Linked DNA regions of Homo sapiens: region 2 is linked to region 1. A link is an interaction called in ENCODE POLR2A ChIA-PET data of the cell type or tissue named here. Cell type or tissue: HepG2. All regions are shown on one strand. Each heading gives the region's core, and the rest is flanking DNA. Links, peaks and the distances in the headings are about the cores only. Region 1 overlaps PALM (paralemmin). Region 2 has its middle 10 kb from the start of SBNO2.

Evidence for each region. ChIA-PET counts read pairs that join two places held together with the same protein. Peaks named below come from ENCODE experiments on the same cell type or tissue, not always from the same donor. Only the 100,000 strongest peaks of a DNase experiment are listed, where the experiment ranks them.
Region 2: POLR2A ChIA-PET joins it to region 1 with 5 read pairs; 2 of 35 experiments call an interaction of 5 or more read pairs at or near these places.

What each region holds. Positions count from the first base shown.
Region 1 is chr19:713,473-716,376 of GRCh38, reverse strand. The region is part of intron 1 of PALM (paralemmin); the gene reads right to left. Among named protein-coding and RNA genes, the nearest start is that of PALM, 6.0 kb to the right of the region's middle. In HepG2, for the core only: no CTCF peak of the experiment used is centred there; no DNase peak of the experiment used is centred there.
Region 2 is chr19:1,182,895-1,185,798 of GRCh38, reverse strand. No RefSeq gene overlaps it. Among named protein-coding and RNA genes, the nearest start is that of SBNO2, 10 kb to the right of the region's middle. RefSeq lists enhancers at 377-935, 936-1,496, 1,707-1,906, 2,157-2,206. In HepG2, for the core only: no CTCF peak of the experiment used is centred there; a DNase peak (open chromatin) is centred at 1,798.

The DNA.
Region 1 (2,904 bases), core at 119-2,618:
GGGCAGTGGCGCAATCTCGGCTCACTGCAACCTCCTCCTGGGTTCAAGCGATTCTCCTGCCTCAGCCTCCCGAGTAGCTGGGATTACAGGCACCTGCCACCATGCCTGGCTAATTTTTGTATTTTTGGTAGAGACGGGGGTTTCACCATGTTGACCAGGCTGGTCTCGAACTCCTGAACTCAGGTGATCTGCCCGCCTCGGCCTCCCAAAGTGCTGGGATTACAGGCGTGAGCCACCATGCCCAGCCCTAATCTAAGTCTTCCCCATCCCAAGGCCTAGCTCCCCTTCCCTCTTCCCACCCAGTCCAGGCTCTGTCCTGGTGACTGGCTCTGACTGTCCCTGAATTTCTGCTTGAAACCCTGGGGCGGGAGACAGCCACTCTGGCCTGATTTTACACTCCTCAGACACCAAGACGTCCACGCAGCCATCCTCCTAGAGGACGCCCTCCACCCCCTCATGTATCCAGGGACCAGGCTACTTCTCCCCAGCCAGGGAGCCCCGTCCCTGTGGGCATCACTGACCACACGCAGTTCTGGAATCCTGTGTTTGCCCTCCTAGACGTGGGGTCCTGCCCCCTCTGGCTCTGCCATTTCTCTGCATGCTGCCCCTGCAGCCACAATCAAGGCTTGGCCATGACTTGCTCCTCCCTGGGCTCACTCCTCAGCTGCCAGCGCCTTTTTTGATGACCAGGTCAGCCACTGCTCCTCCCCTGCTCACACACTATCCATGACTCCCCATCCTGGCACTCAAGGCCTAGCAGGAACAAACACCAAAGAGCATTCTCTTCTTCCAATGCTTTCCCACCTCTAGCCCTTTGCACATGCCAGTCCTTCCACAAGGTGCATCCTTCTGCCTGCCTGGATGAACCCTGAAACATCCTTCTCAGAAAAGGTTCATGATGGACTGGATGAGGAAGCCTTTCTCACACCTCAGAGAAGATGCTGCATAGCTTTCCAGACCCTGCTGATCCCGCACAGCACGAGGATGGTGAGGAGGGAGCATTTATTTGTTCAATAAACAAATGACAGGTTTCCTAGATCAAGAAAGGATGAGAGGAAACAGGGGCCCACACTCAGAAAAAGGTGATATAATGCTTTTTTTTTTTGAGACGGAGTCTCGCTCTGTCTGTCACCCAGGCTGGAGTGCAGTGGTGCAATCTCGGCTCACTGAAAGCTCCGCCTCCCAGGTTCAAGCGATTCTCCTGCCTCAGCCTCCCGAGTAGCTGGGATTATAGGCACCCGCCACCACGCCCGCCCGGCTAATTTTTGTATTTTTAGTAGAGATGGGGTTTCACTATGTTGGCCAGGCTGGTCTCGAACTCCTGACCTGAGGTGATCCTCCTGCCTCGGCCTTCCAAAGAACTGGGATTACAGGCATAAGCCACTGCACCCGGCCCATATGATGCTTTTAAAGAACATCAGGCTGGGTGCAGTGGCTCACATGTGTGTACTCCCAGCGCTTTGGGAGGCTGAGGTGGGAGGATGCTTGAGCCCAGGAGTTTGAGACCGGCCTGGGCAACACAGGGAGACCCCGTCTCTACAAAAACAAAACAAAACATAATAATTAGCAGGGTGTGGTGGTGGCACCTGTAGTCCCAGCTACTCAAGAGGCTGGGTGGAGGATCCCGTGAGCCCGGGGCGTGGAGGCTGCAGTGAGCTATGATCACACCTCTGCACTCCAGCCTGAGCAACACAGTAAGACCCAGTCTAAAAAAAAGAAGGCTGGGCGCGGTGGCTCACGCCTGTAATCCCAGCACTTTGGGAGGCCGAGGTGGGCGGATCACGAGGTCAGGAGATCGAGACCATCCTGGTTAACATGGTGAAACCCCATCTCTACTAAAAATACAAAAAATTAGCCGGGCGTGGTGGCGGGCGCCTGTAGTCCCAGCTACTCGGGAGGCTGAGGCAGGAGAATGGCATGAACCTGGGAGGCAGAGCTTGCAGTGAGCCGAGATCTCGCCACTGCACTCCAGCCTGGGCGACAGAGAGAGACTCCATCTGAAAAAAAAAAAAAAAAAAGAAAGAAAAAAAGAACGTAGGCTGGGCGCGGTGGCTCATGCGTGTAATCCCAGCACTTTGGGAAGCCGAGGTGGGCGGATCACTTTAGGCCAGAAGTTCAAGACCAGCCTGGCCAACATGGTGAAACTCTGTCTCTACTAAAAAATATACAACAAGCCGGGCGCGGTGGCTCACGCCTGTAATCCCAGCACTTTGGGAGGCCGAGGAGGGTAGATCACAAGGTCAGGAGATCAAGACCATCCTGGCTAACACAGTGAAACCGCATCTCTACTGAAAATACAAAAAAATTAGCTGGGTGTGGTGGCGGGTACCTGTAGTCCCAGCTACTCGGGAGGCTGAGACAGGGGAATGGCTTGAACCCAGGAGGCAGAGGTTGCAGTGAGCCGAGATCACCCCACTGCACTCCAGCCTGGGTGACAGAGCGAGACTCTGTCTCAAAAAAAAAAAAAAGAAAGAAAGAAAGAAAAAAAGAACATAGGCTGGGCATGGTGGCTCATTCTTGTAATCCCAGCACTTTGGGAAGCTGAGGCAGGCGGATCACTTGAGGCCAGGAGTTCGAGACCAGCCTGGCCAACATGGTGAAACCCCGTCTCTACTAAAAATATACAAAAAATTAGCCAGGCGCAGTGGCGCATGCCTGTAGTCCCAGCGGCTTGGGAGGCTGAGGCATGAGAATCGCGTGAACCCAGGAGGCAGAGGTTGCTATAAGCCGAGATCACACCGCTGTGCTCCAGCCTGGGTGACAGCGAGACTGTGTCTCAAACAAACAAACAAAAAGAACATAAGCCAATTTCCTAGGGTCAAAATCTGAGGCCCTTAAGGATGAACCTGGCTAATGGGCAGAGGCAGAGATGCCCCCACTGGGTGGTGCTCAGAGGGTCCAGGC
Region 2 (2,904 bases), core at 249-2,748, 470 kb before region 1:
TTTTGGTCACCATGACCGGGTGGGGACGCTACAGACGTTGACTGGGTGGAGGCCAGGGTCATTGCTGAGCACCCTGTGTGCCCAGGACGGCCCCCACCCTAGTGAATGGTCCTTTCCAGAACATCAACGGTGCTGAGAGGGGTGGCCTTGAGTTAGCTCTATCCCTAAATCTTTCAGTTCCATGAGCAAAAAATTCCTGTTTTTTAAAAAGGAGCCAGTTGTAGTTTCAATTTCTGTCAGCTGCAACCAAACGATTCTTGTTTGTTTTTTTTTTTTTTTTTGAGGTGGAGTCTGGCTCTGTCGCCCAGGCTGGAGTGCAATGGCGCGATCTCAGCTCACTGCAACCTCTGCCTCCCAGATTCAATAGATTCTCCTGCCTCAGCCTCTTCAGTAGCTGGGACTATAGGTGTGCACCACCACCCCCGGCTAATTTTTGTATTTATACTAGAGACAGGGCTTCACCATGTTGGCCAGGTGGATCTCAAACTCCTGACCTCAAGTGATTTGCTCGCCTCGGCCTCCCAAAGTGCTGGGATTACAGGCGTGCACCACTATGCCCAACTTGAAGGTTTTTTTTCTTTTTTTTAATATAAACTCTTCACCATACCCCAAGCCCCACTCCAAACACTTAACACATACCAGAACTTACCAAATTCTCACAAAAGGCTTCCAAAGGAGGTACCACGATTATCCTCATTTTATAGATGGGCAAACTGAAGTGTGGGAGGTCATGTGCCTTCCTGAGGTCACAGAGCCCCGGGGGGGAGTGGCGGGATTTGAACGGTGGAAATCTTCACTACTTGTTCCCACACTCCTCTTTTGTTTTTTTGAGATGGAGTCTTGCTCTGTCACCCAGGCTGGAGTGCAGTGGTGCGACCTCGGCTCGCTGCAACCTCCGCCTCCCAGGTTCAAGCAATTCTCCAGCCTCAGCCTCCCGAGTAGCTGGGATTACAGGCACCCGCCACCAAGCCCGGCTAATTTTTGTATTTTTTGTAGAGACGGGGTTTCTCCATGTTGGCCAGGCTGGTCTCGAACTCCTGACCTCAGGTGATCAGCCTCCCTCGGCTTCCCAAAGTGCTGGGATTATAGGCTTGAGCCACTGCGCCCAGCCCTGCTCCCTGACTTTTGTTTCAACTCTGCCAGTCCCGCTTGCAACCCTGTGGACGTGAGAAGGCCTGCAGGGAAGGGAAAGCACTCTCCACCCATTGCAACCCCCCACCCCCCAGTTCTCACCTCCTAGAACCCAGATTCCCACTTGTGCCCTGTAGATGCTGGCCTGGGCTGAGCACTGTGGCTCACGCCTGTCATCCCAGCACTTTGGGAGGCTGAGGCGGGTGGATCACCTGAGGTCAGGAGTTCAAGACCAGCCTGGCCAACATGGCGAAACCCTGTCTGTACTAAAAATACAAAATTTAGCCGGGCGCGGTGGCAGGCGCCTGTAATCCCAGCTACTGGGGAGGCTGAGGCGACAGAATCACTTGAACCCGGGAAGCTGAGGTTGCAGTGAGCCGAAATCGCACCACTGCACCCATGCCTGGGCAACAAGAGTGAAACTCTGTCTCAAAAAAAAAAAAAAAATGATGCCAGGGCTGGGGCTGGGGAGTCCAAGTTTTCCCCAAGTCCCCGTGGGACGCAGCAGAAACTGGCCCTCAGAGGAGGTGGTCAGACTCCTCACAGTTCTCCAAATGCCCCCAGGCCCTCCATTGCCCAGCCCCTCCCGTGCTACTGGCACCTAGAATGAGTCAGCCAGGAGCGGCCCTGGCTTCTCTGGAATTTCCCTCGGGGCCGGGCAGCGGATCCGAGGTGAAGGTCCAGGAAGTCCCCACACAGGTGACATCAGCACTGGGCTGACCACTGCGTACACTCAGGGCAGCCATGGTGGGGCCTGGAGCCCGTTCCCCCTCCTGGGACCCTTGCCCTGCACTCACGTGGCAGGGGCCTGCCTGGGAAGGGCCAAGGTGTCTGTGTCCTAGGCTGCTCCAGCATCCGGCTTCTTCGTGGCCTGGGGACCCCCTCAGGGTGTGTCTGTTCTCTGTAGTGGCCCTGGCACCTGCAAGTGGGGCCTGGCCCTGGGTGGCACTGAGAAATTCATCTCGGATGAATACATGGCCCCAACCTGCCCTCCCCACCTTGCAGCCCCATCCAACGATCCAACGCCCCTGCCCTGCCCCCGGCCCTTTGCTCTGGCCCCAGCCCTGGCAGAGCAATCTCCTCTGGTGCCCTACTTCTGCCCGTGGCTCCCCACCGCCCCGGGGACAAAGCCACAGGACCTGGCATTTGAGGCCTCTGCCTTGTCGTCCTTAGATGTGGGCCCAGGGGGTGCAGAGTACCGGTTTGGGGGCATCCTGGGGGCCGTCTCCCCTCCCTCGCATTTTCTGTAGCTCAATCCTGGCTCATAATGAGCACCTGATAGGAAGTTCAGGCCGGGTGCAGCGGCTCACACCTGTCATCTCAGCACTTTGGGAGACCGAGGTGGGAAGCTCACTTGAAGCCAGGAGTTCAAGATTAGCCTGGGTAACCCAGTGAGACCTCTTCACTACAAACAAGGTTTATTTATTTATTTATTGTTTGTTTGTTTGTTTGTTTGTCGAGACGGAGTCTCGCTCTTTCGCCCAGACTGGAGTGCAGTGGTGCGATCCCGGCTCACCGCAACCTCCGCCTCCTGGGTTCAAGCGATTCTCCTGCATCAGCCTCCCGAGTAGCTGGGATTATGGGTGCGTGCCACCATGCCTGGCTAATTTTGTTTTTGTTTTTTTTTTTTAGTAGAGAAAGGGTTTCACCACGTTGGTGAGGCTGGTCTCGAACTCCTGATCTCAGGTGACTCACCCGCCTTGGTCTCCCAAAGTGCTGGGATTACAGGCATGAGCCATCGCGCCTGGCCAACAAAATTTAAAATTAACCAGG